Linked DNA regions of Homo sapiens: all the other regions are linked to region 2. Evidence: chromatin contacts called from ENCODE Hi-C or POLR2A ChIA-PET data. All regions are on one chromosome and are shown on one strand. Each heading gives the region's core, a stretch centred on a gene start or an enhancer-like site at or near the end of the contact. The rest is flanking DNA. Distances are from core to core; before and after follow the strand shown. Region 1 holds the start of TARDBP (TAR DNA binding protein). Region 2 holds the start of ENO1 (enolase 1). Region 3 holds the start of CAMTA1-DT (CAMTA1 divergent transcript).

Region 1 (4,766 bases), core at 1,632-4,131, 2.1 Mb before region 2:
CCATGTCCAGCCTGGGGAGATAAATTAAATGACATTTAAAAAATTTTTTTTGAGACGGTGTCTCGCTCTGCTGCCAGGCCAGAGAGCAGTGGCACGATCTCAGCTTACTGCAATCTCCACCTCCCGGTTCAAGCAATTCTCCTGCCTCAGCCTCCCAAATAACTGAGACTACAGGCGCGAACCACCACGCCTGGCTAATTTTTGAATTTTTAGTAGAGACAGGGTTTCACCATGTTGGCTAGGGTGGTCTTGAACTTCGGACCTCAGGTGATCTGCTTGCCTCAGCCTCCCAAAGTGCTGGGATTACAGGTGTGAGCCATTGCACCGAGCCTGACATTTTAAATTTGAGTAAATATTAATCTATACCCACTGGCTGAAGAAACAGCATACTAAAAACCCCGAGTTTACATTATCAATTTTTTTTTTTTTTGAGACGAAGTCTTGCTCTGTCACAGGTTGGAGTGTAGCGGCGCGACCTCAGCTTAAAGTAATCTCCGCCTCCCAGGTTCAAGCGATTCTCCTGCCTCAGCCTCCAGACTAGCTGGGACTACAGGCCCCCGCCACCACGCCAATTTTTGTTTTCGTTTTTTTTTGTTTTGAGACGGAGTTTCGCTCTTGTTGCCCAGGCTGGAGTGCAATGGCACAATCTCTGCTCACTGCAACCTCTGCCTCCCGGTTCAAGCGATTCTCCTGCGTCTGCCTCCTGAGTAGCTAGTATTACAGGCACCCACCACCACATCCAGAGATTTTGTGTTTTTGATAGAGATGGGGTTTCATCATGTTGGCCAGGCTCATCTCAAACTCCTGATCTCAGGTGATCCACCTGCCTCGGCCTCCCAAAGTGCTGGGATTACAGGCATGAGTCACCGTGCCTAGCCCTAAAGTTTTCCTAGACATGTAAAAGGGTGTCTTGCATACTGACCAAATTTGATGGACTTTGTTGCAATACCAAGTTATAATAAAAGGAACACACAGACAGATCGACTACTAACAGCACACTACTTCAAAATGCTGAAATTAGGTATTTCCTTGGCACACTTCTTAAACTTCATGCTTCCTTTTCTTAGATTTAGAACATCATTGATAAGAGGCAGAGAGAAGGATAAGACCAGAACCTCGAAATTGTAATTGGAACTGCACTAATTCAAGATTTGGCTACTCCAACTGTTTGCTCATTTAAGGGAAAAAATGAACTCAGATTTGCTGAATGAATGATGTAACACCAAAAGGACAATGATCAAATCCAAACACTGAAGCACTTCAGAAGAATCTATTTACAACAATGATTTATGTACAAAACATTCTTAGTGATTCCTGAAATTTATCATCAACTTGGCAAAGTTTATTCAGATATTTTTTAAATACATTGTTTTCTCTTTTAAAATGATCTACAATCCCCAGTTTCCATAAATTTAGACTCGTGGTCTTCCAAACTTGTCTAACACTGAAGTTCAAGGAAATACTTAAGTTTCAGGAGACATTCTGCCACCAAAAGAGGCTAAGATCCATGGATGAGACACACACCTGAACACACTTCAGCATGATTACAAAAACCAAATGGTAACAAACCTTTTGGATAGTTGACAACATACACCAGATTTCCCCAGCCAGCATCTGGGGCATGCAGAATTCCTTCTACCAGCCGGACACCTCTCATACACTGAGACACTGGATTCCTGTAGCGAAGCCCACACGCCCCTGGAAACTGGGCTGTAACCGTGGAGAGCAGCACCGTCCCATCGTCTTCCGATGGTATTTCAATGGGCTCATCGTTCTCATCTTCGGTTACCCGAATATATTCAGACATCTTTTACTTTTCCTAAAGAGAAAAGAGATATGAATGAACAACATTCATGTCAGAATAACTGTTTCCTTATAATGATAATACCCAAACCATGTCAGAGTTCTGACTTCCAGAAAAATGCTTGTCTGGATTCGTATATGCATTGGTTATCCCTGAAAAATGACGAGGTGAAGGTAAGGGTAGTGATTTCCTATCAAAATGTGATGCCTCGCCAGTTCATTCATTCAAAAAACTTTCCCTGAAGGCTTATGATGCGTCAGGTACTGAAACTGTAACTGTGAGTCCAACGTGGCTTGCTGGTTACAAGCTAGGGTATGCAAGGGAACAATAAACAGTAGCTATTTTATGACAATCGGGTTAGTCGTTAAGTAATCCTGAAGGCAGAGGAGGAGCCTAACTGGCTGAGGCATGGGCGTGATAGGTCCCAGTCGATTTTCCTAAGCAAGCGATCCATCAGCTGAACCTGAAGACTGAATATGGGCAGTGAACCAGGTGTAAAGAACAGGAGAAAAGTTTCCCTCTGTTCCTCATTTTGGGGCTTCCGGGGGCTCTGCGAGCCCGAGCCCCAAGGCCCGCGGCGACAGGTCCTGGCGGTGCCGGCCGTCGCCTCCCAGAAGCCCGCGCGTGCCAGCCGAGGGAGGAGTTTCTCGGCGCGGCCCGGGGTGGGGCGCAGGAGCACCAGGCCCAAGCTGGCAGCGTCCCTCGAAGTACAAAGTACCGAAGGCTCCGGCACTGTCCGGGTCCGGGGCCAACCTCCGCCTCAGGCTACGCGGCACCGCGGGCCCGGCCCCCCGTTTCGGCGCCACCGGCCTCCCCGTGCCAGGACCTAACGACGCTCCCGCGCGAGCCCGCTCGGGCAGGACTAGGCCCGGTCTCACGGCTGACTTCCCGGGGCAGGGTCCGAAGCCGCTGCGTCTGCCTCGGGCCGCCCCAATGCAGAAGCCGAGGCACCTACGGCGTCCTCAGTGAGAAGGCTCCGCGACTCACCCGCTAGGCCGCTGCTGGGAAGCCCGACAGGGACACCGAAGCAGCGACGGACCCAAGCGCAGCCCAGCCACCGCTTCGCTCCCACAAAATGGCGCTAGGGCCGCCTCCTCCCCCCGCCCACCGGCGTCCTCTCCCACCGGTTGCCTGTCCAGAGGTGGAAGGCACCGACGAGAGCCACGATGACCCTCTCCCCAGGGACTCGGGCTGCCTCCTGGAAATTCAAGCCTACAGAGAAGCTCTGAAAGCTAAAATAAAACCAGGACCTAGGCCTGAAAAGCTGAAGATTGAAAAAAGTGTGGCTGTATAGGAGCTGACCTCCCCCCACGTAACGTAGCAGATGGTTTCGGCCGACCAACCGCCGGCCCAGGTCTCGGTCGGAGCTCGCGCACTTTCAAAGCGCGCGAGAGTAGCACAGAGTCTCGGCCAGCGAGGGCGGGGCGGGGCGGGGCCTGGAGGGGGCGGGGCTCGGGATCCCGGGCCGAGTCCACCTGGGAGGCAGGATAAGGCCTGGACCCCTTTTCTGAAAGGCAACCTAGTGCGTCTTCTCCTCCCTCCGCCAGCCCACCTCCAAACCTGGAAACAATAACTTTGTTCTAAATAATAGCAATGATAAGGCTACTTTGTGCCAGGTACTTTCTGAGTATTCACATATTTAATAGCCCAAACAGTTTTGTGTAGCAGGAGCTATTGATATTCATTCTGCGGGTGAGGAAACTGAGGCACAGAGAGATCAAGTGTCTTGCTTAAAGTGACGCAAGGATTAGCCGGGCGGTAGTGGCGCGCGCCTGTAGTCCCATCTACTCGGGAGCCTGAAGCAGGAGAATTGCTTGAACGCGGTAGGCGGAGGTTGCGGTGAGCCGAGATCGCGCCACTTCACTCCAGTCTAGGCGACAGAGTGAGACCCTGTCCTCCAGCCCCTCCCCCCAAAAAAATGTCACCCAAGGAATAAATGGTAGACCTGGGATTTGAATCTCGAGGCACAAAATGCTAACTTGTTCTGGCTCCAGCCCTTTAATAATAATAATAATACAGTACTTCATCTATTTTAAGGCACACTTTTTGTTTCACTTTTTTTTTTTTTTTTTTTGAGACGGAGTCTCGCTCTTGTCCCCCAGGCTGGAGTGCAGTGGCGCAATCTGCAGCTCACTGCCACTTCCAACTCCTAGGTTCAAGGGATAGCTGGGATTATAGGCGTGCAAAGACACCATGCCCGGCTAATTTTTGTATTTTTAGTAGAGACAGGGTTTGGCCATGTTGGCCAGGCTGATCTCGAACTCATGGCCTCAAGTGATCCGCCTGCCTCAGCTCCCCAAAGTGCTGGGATTACAGGCACGAGCCACCTTTCTTTTCTATCTTTTCTTTCCTTTCTTTCCTTTCCTTCCCTTCCTTTCCTCCCTTCCCTCCCTTTCCCCCCCTTCCCTCCCTTCCCACCTTCCTTCCTCCCTACCTCTCTCTCTTTCTCTCTCTCTCTCTTTCTTTTCTCTTCCTTTTTTTCAGACTCCCTCTGTTGCCTAAGGTGGAGTGCAGTGGCACAATCTCAGCTCACTGCAACCTCCGCCTCCCCGGTTCAAGCAATTCTCCTGCCTCAGCCTCCTGAGTAGTTGGGTCTACAGGCATGCACCACCATGCCCGGCTAATTTTTGTATTTTTAACCCCTGTTGGCCAGGCTGGTCTCAAACTCCTGACCTCAGGTGATCCGCCCACCTCGGCCTCCCAAAGTGCCACCACGCCCGGCCTTTGTTTCACATTTCTTTTTTTTTTCTTTTTTCTTTTTTTTGAGATGGAGTCTCGCTCTTTTGCCCAGGCTGGACTGCAGTGGCGCTATCTCGGCTCACTGCACGCTCCGCCTCCCGGGTTCACTCTATTCTCCTGCCTCAGCCTACTGAGTAGCTGGGACCACAGGCGCCCGCCACCACGCCCGGCTAATTTTTTTGTGTTTTTAATAGAGACGGGGTTTCACCGTGTTAGCCAGGAT
Region 2 (4,553 bases), core at 1,439-3,938:
TCGCTCTGTCATCCAGGCTGGAGTGCAGTGGCGTGATCTCGGCTCACTGCAAGCTCCGCCTCCCGGGTTCAAGTGGTTCTCCTGCCTCAGCCTCCTGAGTAACTGGGACTACAGGCGCCTGCCACCAAGCCCAGCTGATTTTTATATTTTTAGTAGAGACGGGGTTTCACCATGTTGGTCAGGCTAGTCTTGGAACTCCTGACCTCGTCATCCGCCCGCCTCGGCCTCCCAAAGTGCTGGGATGACAGGCGTGAGCCACCGCGCCCAGCATGGTGTTCCATTTCTTAAGCGGGATGTGGGTACACAGAGATTTATATACGCTTTATGTAGTCTCTGGTGTACGTGAAATACTGAGTGATGAATACCAAAACCTCATGATCTGTTATGAGGAGGGACCATCCAGCTACATCCCCTTCTGCACTCATCTGGTATCTTACCTCCCCAGAGCTCCTTATCCAACCCTGAAGTTCCCTATCTGGCTGGAGACCCTCTTTCACAAAGATCCCTTTCTCAAGCTGACCAGTGATTTTTACACACGTATCACAGGGAGAATCAGTAATCCAAGCGAGTTACAGGTCGTAGCAGATTCACTCTCCCTTGATCCCGGCCACCTGCAGACACCATGCATGTGTTACCTACAGTGCTTCAAGGTGTGGTATTCTGATAGCTTTGGACAGTTATTCCCCACCTGCCCACCACCAATAAAACTTCTCAACAAGCTTACAGCAAGTGAGAAATAATAACTAAATGCAATGCCGTTGTGCTGACTACAAGCAAATGTGAACCCCACAGCCTGCTAACAAAGCCTAAGGAGCTATGGAAACAGGGAGGGCATTTGGCAGCCTGTGAATTTTGAAAAAGATTTCAGGACATCTCTAGTAATCATTAACATTTTAGCTACAATGTGAGGTCGAAGTGCTGGCTCAGAATGTGGCGCTGCAGCCTCCAAGAATCTTGCAACGGCAGCAGTCCGGGATCATGTTCGGCCTCTGATTTCCTGCTAGATTTACTGGTTCTGGCCACAGCAGAGTATCTTTATCTCTCTAACCATTTTTATGTAAAATAAGATTGTTTGGAGCCCTTTCAGGGCCACGCCTTAGAATTGCTCTGAGAGTACCAAGTGCCTGATTTCTTAGAGTCCTTACCAGTAGGAGATGTTGGCTGTTGATTTAGCTGCTGAGTCATGGGGCTGGGGATAGTGGTTTTCAGTAGCCAAAAACGTTAGTGTGTTGCTGGTGAAATCACAAACTCTGCTTGCAAAATTTTACTCTTTTTTTTTTTCTTTTTGCTGAATTTAATCCTAAAGTTCTTGCTTCTTACTCACTGGAAAGCAAATACTATGGTCTCAATAGGCCTTAATTTTTAACCAACGCCATGGAAACCTGTCTGTAGCTAAGAGGATAAAAATGCTAGGGGTTAAGGAAGAAAAGCAGGTTTTGCAGCTGACCAGAAGAAATAATTAAATTCAAGTACATATTTGAACACCTCTTTACAAGGAAATGAGGAAAATCAGATGTTTTAGTTCTCTTACAGACCAGCAGTAATGTTGAAAAATATAAAAGTAGCCGTAACAGAAAACGAAGTGATCATCTCAGCCCTCCCTTGGAGTGGGGGGATATATTGCGGAGCTGAGTTTTAATGGCTATCAGTTCTTGATCAGAAAAGTGAAATCACTCCAACTCCTTCCGTATTCCACGGAATATGACCCGTCTTGAACTTTGAGAAATTCCCCGGGTCTGTGTGAAATTCCAGTTCCAAATAATTCACATGAATGGTTCACAAGAATCCAGGTAGGTTTGATCTAGTTCCCTAGATGGGAATGAGAGGGATGTAAAATTTGAGAGGCAACATGACATGGACTAGAGAGAGAATGAATTAACACTGGGGAAGCACGTGGGGGCGCGCCGGACACCTAGAAGGCACTCAAAAAGTATGAGGTAGAATTAAAGGAAAGTGAACCTTCCTTTGGCTGTCTCGGCCTGATTCTCACCGCAGCAAGGAGAAAGGGACAGGGTCACCTTGGCGGGTGCCAGGCGGAGCCCGGCCAGACGGGCGCGGCTGGAGGGCAGCGCGCAGGCGCAGGCGGCGCACGTGGCCCCGGACACGCAGCGCTGCGGCGGGGCCAGCGCCCCAACCCCGGAGTGGGGCCGAGGCGCGCAGCCTCTCAACGACTCGACGCCAACGGGGTCTCTCGGATCGCGGCGCGAGGCAGGAGGGGCGGGGCAGGAGGGCCGCGGCAGGCCCGGGCCGCCAAAGTTGTCAGCAAGGTCGAGGGCCGGACGTGGGGCCCCAGAGCGACGCTGAGTGCGTGCGGGACTCGGAGTACGTGACGGAGCCCCGAGCTCTCATGCCCGCCACGCCGCCCCGGGCCATCCCCCGGAGCCCCGGCTCCGCACACCCCAGTTCGGCTCACCGGTCCTATCTGGGGCCAGAGTTTCGCCCGCACCACTACAGGGCCGCTGGGGAGTCGGGGCCCCCCAGATCTGCCCGCCTCAAGTCCGCGGGACGTCACCCCCCTTTCCACGCTACTGCAGCCGTCGCAGTCCCACCCCTTTCCGGGAGGTGAGGGAATGAGTGACGGCTCTCCCGACGAATGGCGAGGCGGAGCTGAGGGGGCGTGCCCCGGAGGCGGGAAGTGGGTGGGGCTCGCCTTAGCTAGGCAGGAAGTCGGCGCGGGCGGCGCGGACAGTATCTGTGGGTACCCGGAGCACGGAGATCTCGCCGGCTTTACGTTCACCTCGGTGTCTGCAGCACCCTCCGCTTCCTCTCCTAGGCGACGAGACCCAGTGGCTAGGTAATGATTGGGGAAGGGCTGAGCAACGGGCAGGCGGCGCAGGGCTTTTCTGGGCTTGTGGGGCTCTTTTCCCTCCGAGGGAGGCGGCGCGCCCGCAGGCCCAGCGTGGCGGGGTCGGGGGCACGTGCAAGCCGCCTCCCTGGGTGGGAACTGGCGCCCCCGCTCACCCCGAGGCCCGGGGCGGGGGCGCAATGCCAGGCGCACGTGCTGGGCCCCCGATTTCTTTGGAGGGGAAAGTGCAGATCAACACGTGATTACCGACTGCGGGGCCGAGTCACTGTCAGGGAAGGTCGGGAGCTGCACACGCGAGCTGCTTAGCACAGCGGGAGTTGGGAGTGGAAGTTGCTTTTCCATCGTAGCCAAGTGTAAGGTTTTTGGGATAGACGCAGACTTAGCGGCGGTGGCCACTCAGGCCAGGCCCTTCCTAAAATGGAGGAGGGCGGCGATAGTGGAGATGGCCACGAGGCTGCGGCCCCCTCCCCCACCGGTAGCCCCCGCCTCTCGCCCGCGCTCGCGGCCCGCGCTTCTGCCTAGTAAGCGGTGACTCATTTAACTCCGAGAAGGCACCTCTTGAGGAACCTACAGCAGAGCCGTTAGATCATTGGCAAGTCCTCCAGGCGACCTCGCCCAAGTTGGGCAAGAGCGGCTCCCCGGCTGGCCACCAAAAATCGGGCCTGATCTGATTTGGTTTTTTTTTTTTTTTGAGTTTTGCTATTGTTGCCCAGGCTGGAGTGCAATTGCGCGATCTCGGATCTCGGTTCACCGCAACCTCGGCCTCCTGGGTTCAAGCGATTCTCCTACCTCAGCCTCCCGAGTAGCTGGGATTACAGGCATGCGCCACCACGCCCGGCTAATTTTGTTTTTTTTTTGTTGTTGTTGTTGTTTTAGTAGAGGCGGTGTTTCACCATGTTGGCCAGGCTGGTCTTGAGCTCCCGACCTCAGGTGATCCGCCCGCCTCGGCCTCCCAAAGTGCTGGGATTACAGGCGTGAGCCACCGCGCTAGGCCAAGAAGGATGTATTTTAAGAAAGCTTCCTGTTCAATGTTCCCCTGCTCTGTGCGCTTCTCTGGGCGGTAGGGTCCATTGCTTCACTTGCCTTTCAGGCCCACCCGGGCCCTGACTGCTCCATTCATTTACCGTGTCCCTAATTCGGGGTTCCATCCAGGCAGCTAAAAAAGCTGTGAATGGTCCGGGCGCGGTGGCTCACGCCTGTAATCCGAGCACTTTGGGATGCCGAGGTGGGCCTCCTCAGGATCACCTGAGGTCGGGAGTTAGAGACCAGCCTGACCAACGTGGTGAAACCCCGTCTCTACTGAAAATACAAAAATCGACCAGGCGCGGTGGCTCACGCCTGTAATCCTAGCACTTTGGGAGGCCGAGGTGGGTGGCTCACGAGGTCAGGAGATCGAGACCATCCTACTCTACTAAACCCCATCTCTACTAAAAATACAAAAAATTAGCCGGGTGTGGTGGTGGGCGCCTGTAGTCCCAGCTACTCTGGAGGCGGAGCCTGCAGTGAGTCGAGATCGTGTCACTGCACTCTAGCCTGGGCGAAAGAGCGCGACTCCGTCTCAAAAAAAAAAAAAAATCACCTGGGCGTAATGGCAGGCGCCTGTAATCCCACCTACTCGGGAGGCTGAGACAGGAGGCTGAGGTTGCAGTGAGCCAAAATGGCGCCATTGCACTCCAGTCTGGGCGACAACAGCGAAACTCCGTCTCAAAAAATAAAAAAAAAATCACACTTTATTTTCACATCCTAA
Region 3 (4,963 bases), core at 1,902-4,401, 2.1 Mb after region 2:
GCCGACAGGGCTCAAATCATTCCCCTGTCCAAGAGAAAAGAACTTGAAGAATAACGTTCCCCATCCTCTCATGAAGCGTCGAGGGCCTTTCCACAGGTACATTTTGCTAATTTCACAACCTCTCTCAATTATTTAAATGGCCAAAATACAAAAGGGACATATTTACGGTCATTCGTTCCTAGTTCTGTCACAGGAAAACATATTCTTCTCACCCATCTCCTGTCGTTTGTCCAAACACACGAAATCTCTTTCCCCTACACTGCAGTAAAGAAATCAAGAACTTTTCACTCTATGCAGAATCAAGCAACGAATACCACCCCTAAATTCAGACCGCCAAAGTTGCGATGCGTATGGGCAGGCACTGTACGCTTCGCACATTCAGGGACTTGGTGAACACGCAGGATGTCGTTCTGCTTATTCAGTACAGTACACATTACAAACCAAAGAATAGTCAGAATTGGCCATTTATCCGTGATTCTTCTGCTGCTGCTTCTAAGCCTGAAGAGTTACCAACAACGTTAATATCTATCTGTATCATTACACATAAAGGTCCCCATATGCACCCAAAATGTAGAGCTAGTCATCTGACCCTTCCAACTTCCTGTGCACTGTATATGTAATGAATGTGATTTCATCTGTGTATACCTACATGTATGTATATGTAAACAAATGAATATAGCATCATGATCTGGTTCTCCAAAGCAGAACCGGAACAGCAAAAAACAGAAAGCATTCAAATTCCCCCTTCTGAAAGCTACAAGATCTAAAGAAATGTCTGGATCCCACAAGAGACAACACCAGAGCCAAAGGAAGGTTCTAGTACAACAAGGAGCACACAAGCAACCTCTTCCAGGATGGCATGTGGGCGACACGGGTGTCTACACTCCCTTTTCTGAATGGAAAGGCATATGGCTTCTCCTTACCCAGCCAACATGAATACAATTTGAGAAAATTAGAAAAAGTCAAAGTAACAGGCTCACTAAATATGGCTGACTGCGAAGCAGAAGCCACAGAGGAGGATATGAGTTCTCTCAAAAAACAATCGGGAAGTTTATATCCAGGAAAGGTTCAAGGACTCTTGAGTGTGGGACGGACAAAGTCTGGTTCTCACTGCACAGAAGACAGTAATCAAAACATCAAAAAACAAGGCCACATGACCCTTTTCCCAGTGAGGTAGTGTCAACTGATGAAGGTTGCCCCCTCCTGAGACACAAGAGTCAAGTGGAGGCAAAAATATACCCCGGTCTTCCTCAGACACAGGAGCAACTAGTGTGGCCCCTTTTCACTCAAGCACTAGGCACAATGGAAGCCCTGCCCTACATCTTATTGGGGCGCCCACTCTCACCCAGACAAGGAACTCCGAGAAGAGAGAACAAGTCAGTGTAGACACACAAATGGCGAAAGGAGCACGGTGAACGTCCAGTTGTCTCCATAAGAAAAGGAGGGCAACTCAAAGGGTATTTAGGAAATGAGCTCGCCCTAACCCAGCAAAGTGTAAGAGTATGCATGATCTGGAAGAAGTGTCTGCTTTCCTATTTAGAAATGACTTCAGAGCTGCACAAGCCCCCACTATCCACTGGGTGAGGAAAGAAGAACATGGGCAGCCTGAGTCCCCTTGTCCTGGCAAAAAGGGTCAACGGAGAGTGTGCAGAGGCCCCAAAAGAATCCAAAGAAGATGAGCAGATCAGACGGACCCCTGTGCCAAGGAAGGATCGGGGTCACGGAAGGTAAAGGGCAAGGGAGTGTGGAGATCCTCACTTGCCATAGAAACGGAGACCCCACCCTCCTGGCTGTGAGGGTGCAAGGGCAAGAGTAGGATGTGAACGACTGCGAGGGGCGGGGATGCTGCGCAGGCCCCCTTCCCTTCCCGGGAAGCGAAGGGGGAGGGGTCACACGAGGCCCTTCGGCCGAGGGACGCTCGGCAGGACGGGGTCCCCCTGGCGGGGAGAAGCTCGGGGACCCCCCGCCCGCTCAGGGAGGTGTCCACGGGGCTGAAGAGGGTGCCGGAGAGAGTACATCTGGCCCTGCCCGCCGGAGAGCAGGGGGCCGGCGAGGGCTGAGCGCCGGCCGCTGCCGCCCGACGGGGACCGGCCCGGAGCAGTGGGGCGCGGGGCCAGGAGGACCCGAGGCGGATAAACTTTCCGCCCCGCGGCCCCCACCGTGGACCCAGCGCCGGGGGTGCGGGGGCCGCGCAGCGGGCTCGGGAGCGGCGGGGATGCCCGGTCCGGGTGGGGGAGGCGCCGGCCCTCCGCCGGCTCCTCCTCCTCGCTGGGCCCGGTCCCCGCCCCGCGAGCCCCCCGCCCCCTCCGGCCCCAGCCCGCCCCCGGGGGTGGGGTGTGGGGCGCCGCGCTCCGCCGGCCCCGCGAGTCACCTCAGGACTCGGCCGCGCTCCGCCCCCCCACCCCGCCGGCCCCCTCCCCGGCCGGGTCGCCCGCCCGCCCGCCCGCCGCGCCCCCGCGCTCCCGCCCGGCGCCGCCGATGCCCGGGATGTCCGGCGGGGCCGGGTCCCGCCGCCCGCCGCGCCGCCCCCCAGCCCCTCGCGCTCCGGCTCTTACCTTCCGGCTTGTTTTCGGCAGCCATTTCCCCTCCGCGCGCCACATCCTCCTCCTCCTCGCGACCGGGACCCCGAGCGCGCGCCTCGTACCGCCGCCGCCGCCGGCCCAGCCACCCCGCCGCCGCCGCGCACCCGCCCTGGCCCCGCCCCGCGGCCCACGCACAGCTCCCGTTGGGCCGTGCGGCTGCCACTCATCGCTCCCGCCGCCAATCGCCCCGCACCAGGGGTCTCACTACTCTCCGGGAGGAGCGTCCTATCCATCCGGCCCATTGGCTGGTCACCACCCAACGGACTGAAAGGATTGGTCAAGAATCAACGCCCCCTCCCCACCCACTCCCAGGAAAGCCCGCCTTCCGGACCTAAACAAAGCTTCCTAGTGGCCAGAACCCGAAAGAACTGTCCAATCAGGACGGGCCCGACACGGAATATTTCCTCGAGGCCGAGACGTGGCGTTTTGATTGGGCGTCACTACAGTGTTTCCCAGGCCGTCCAGACCAATCAAAGGGGGTTCCCGGAACTCGGGAGCGGCGAAGGGAAGCCCCGCCCCCGAGCGTGACCGTCATGAGGAAGGCGCTCCCTCATTGGCACGCTGGGGCTTTTCCCGCGTGCTCCCGGGGCTGAAGGACGTTCCCGGGGAAGCCGCTGCTGGCGCGTGGGGTCCCGGTGGCTGTGGGGGACGCGCCGGGATCTCCGGGATCCCGCAGCCCGCCGCCGCTGCCGGTGGGGAGCCGGACGCGGGGGGCCTCGGGGCTGAGGTCCGCAGGGGTGCCGCGCCCTGGAGTCCGACTGCCTAGGAGTCCGGGCGTCGCTGCCGGCCGTGGGGGAGGGGCGAGCCTCCCGCCAGGCCCCGCCCCCTCGGCGCCGCGTCCCCACGGCCCCGGCGCCGCCCGCCTGCGCCCGCCTCCTGTGCCCGCCCCCGGTGAGCTCCGTTGTCCCCTTTTCTGGCGGCTTAAAATACCGAAACTTTATTTTGGTCACGTTGCCCATGTGACCCGCGGAGCGGATGACTCATGGTTGCCTGTCCCAGGATGAGGCCGCCGGCCGAAAGCAGAGAAGCGCCAGCCCCGGCCGCCCGGGTGGAGCGCTGGGCAGCCGAGTTTCCCACCCTCCTCAATCCGGAGAGTCCGCGCGGGGCTTTTCCTAATAAATAGCCAGGCACCCGCTGCCCTCGCGCTGCGTACGGGAGCACGTGCCCCCCGGGAGGTGGGCGCCCGCCAGGTGCCCCGGGAACGAGCCTAGGAACCGGGTCCGCCGAGTGCGGCTCTCGGGGCGGCTAGGCGTGCGGGTGGCTGGGCAGCGCTCCCAGGGACCGGCCTCTCTCCGGAGAAAGTAAGGAATTCTGCTCCTGGGCAGGTAATACCGGAAACAAAAGGAGAGGCTGCAATCGCAAATTGTTTAAAAAGAAGAAAAAGGAAAGAAAAGTTGAATGTAAGAGCTCCAGCCCCTCAATGTGATCTTGTACGGTTTGCAGTAAGAACATTTCATTCTTCCGCATTTTATTTTTCCTTTTGCTACTGTTGGTGACAACTAGCAAAATAAGTGAAAAATCCTCGTTCAAGTGTTCTGGCATTAAGATTGACTGTCACACTGAATTCTGTGCCAATCCTAACAACATGTGTTCTTTTTCTGGTCTTCACAAGTAAGAATGTCTTAGGTTTTCCAGAAATAAAGATGTCCCAAAAGAATGTTTTGTGTTACACACTCATTCTTCAAGAAACTTTAATTTTATGAGCCTCAAAAATTGCAAAATTTTAACAACGGCGGGACAATATTTTATCGATTAGCATTCTTAATAGCACCTATGTTGACGATTTGTGTGGAGAAACGGATTCTTAAAAGAAGTGCTGGTGGCATTGTAAATTAGTATATTCCTTTCGAAAAGCAATTTTACAGTATGTATTAAAAGCCATAAAAATGTCTGCATCTTTTGACCCAGTGATCTTACTTCTGGGAATCTGTTCTAAGGAAATAACACTAAATGCCAGAAAAGCTGTATGTGTGAAGGTATTCTTCACAGGATCACTGTACTTAACTACAACAAAAAATTGGGAGCATCCTACATGTGCTAATATTGGGTATTTAGTAAATTGTGTTACATCTACACAGTGGAACATTATGGTAGTTGTAGACATCAGAAACAGAAAATCACCCATTGCTAGATAGAGGGGGCAATACCCAAAATTATGGTGTTCATTTATGAGGTGAGATGATAGGCTAAAAAAACTGCATTTTAAAAAAGACCGATACAGGCCGGGTGCAGTGGTTCACGCCTGTCAATCCTAGCACTTTGGGAGGCCAAGGTGGGCAGATCACTTGAAGCCAGGAGTTCGAGACCAGCCTGGCCAGCATGACAAAACCCCGTCTCCACTAAAAATATAAAAATTAGGTGGGCAAGGTGGCAGGCGCCTG

What was found. Hi-C counts contacts between places; a loop is a spot of excess contacts on that map. ChIA-PET counts read pairs that join two places held with the same protein, here RNA polymerase II (POLR2A). Pooled maps may share reads with other maps.
Region 1: a loop to region 2 is called in a map with no recorded cell type, with 19 times the contacts of the local background. The contact joins the promoter of TARDBP here to the promoter of ENO1 in region 2. A Hi-C loop is called at or near these places in 1 of 37 single-sample maps with no recorded cell type and 7 of 50 pooled maps. POLR2A ChIA-PET finds 5 or more read pairs at or near these places in 1 of 52 experiments (activated B cell).
Region 3: a loop to region 2 is called in a map of CD8-positive, alpha-beta T cell, with 13 times the contacts of the local background. The contact joins the promoter of CAMTA1-DT here to the promoter of ENO1 in region 2. A Hi-C loop is called at or near these places in 1 of 168 maps with a recorded cell type or tissue (CD8-positive, alpha-beta T cell), 1 of 37 single-sample maps with no recorded cell type and 10 of 50 pooled maps.

What each region holds. Positions count from the first base shown.
Region 1 is chr1:11,010,769-11,015,534 of GRCh38, reverse strand. TARDBP (TAR DNA binding protein) reads right to left here and starts at 2,881. Exons shown (of 6, transcript NM_007375.4): 1 at 2,792-2,881; 2 at 1,570-1,819. The coding sequence starts at 1,807. RefSeq lists silencers at 1,563-1,809, 3,219-3,448 and enhancers at 2,171-3,138, 2,849-3,178.
Region 2 is chr1:8,876,821-8,881,373 of GRCh38, reverse strand. It overlaps ENO1 (enolase 1), which reads left to right and starts at 2,688. Exons shown (of 12, transcript NM_001428.5): 1 at 2,688-2,794. It overlaps ENO1-AS1 (ENO1 antisense RNA 1), which reads right to left and starts at 2,539. Exons shown (of 2, transcript NR_038351.1): 1 at 2,414-2,539; 2 at 1,489-1,809. RefSeq lists silencers at 1,965-2,214, 2,935-2,984, 3,195-3,314 and enhancers at 2,073-2,664, 2,665-3,258, 3,259-3,851.
Region 3 is chr1:6,783,168-6,788,130 of GRCh38, reverse strand. It overlaps CAMTA1-DT (CAMTA1 divergent transcript), which reads left to right and starts at 3,151. Exons shown (of 3, transcript NR_149049.1): 1 at 3,151-3,473; 2 at 3,908-3,982; 3 at 4,086-4,239. It overlaps CAMTA1 (calmodulin binding transcription activator 1), which reads right to left and starts at 2,677. Exons shown (of 23, transcript NM_015215.4): 1 at 2,556-2,677. The coding sequence starts at 2,600. RefSeq lists silencers at 1,925-2,104, 2,115-2,384, 2,595-2,754, 3,095-3,504, 3,635-3,694 and 1 more and enhancers at 2,960-3,634, 3,635-4,311.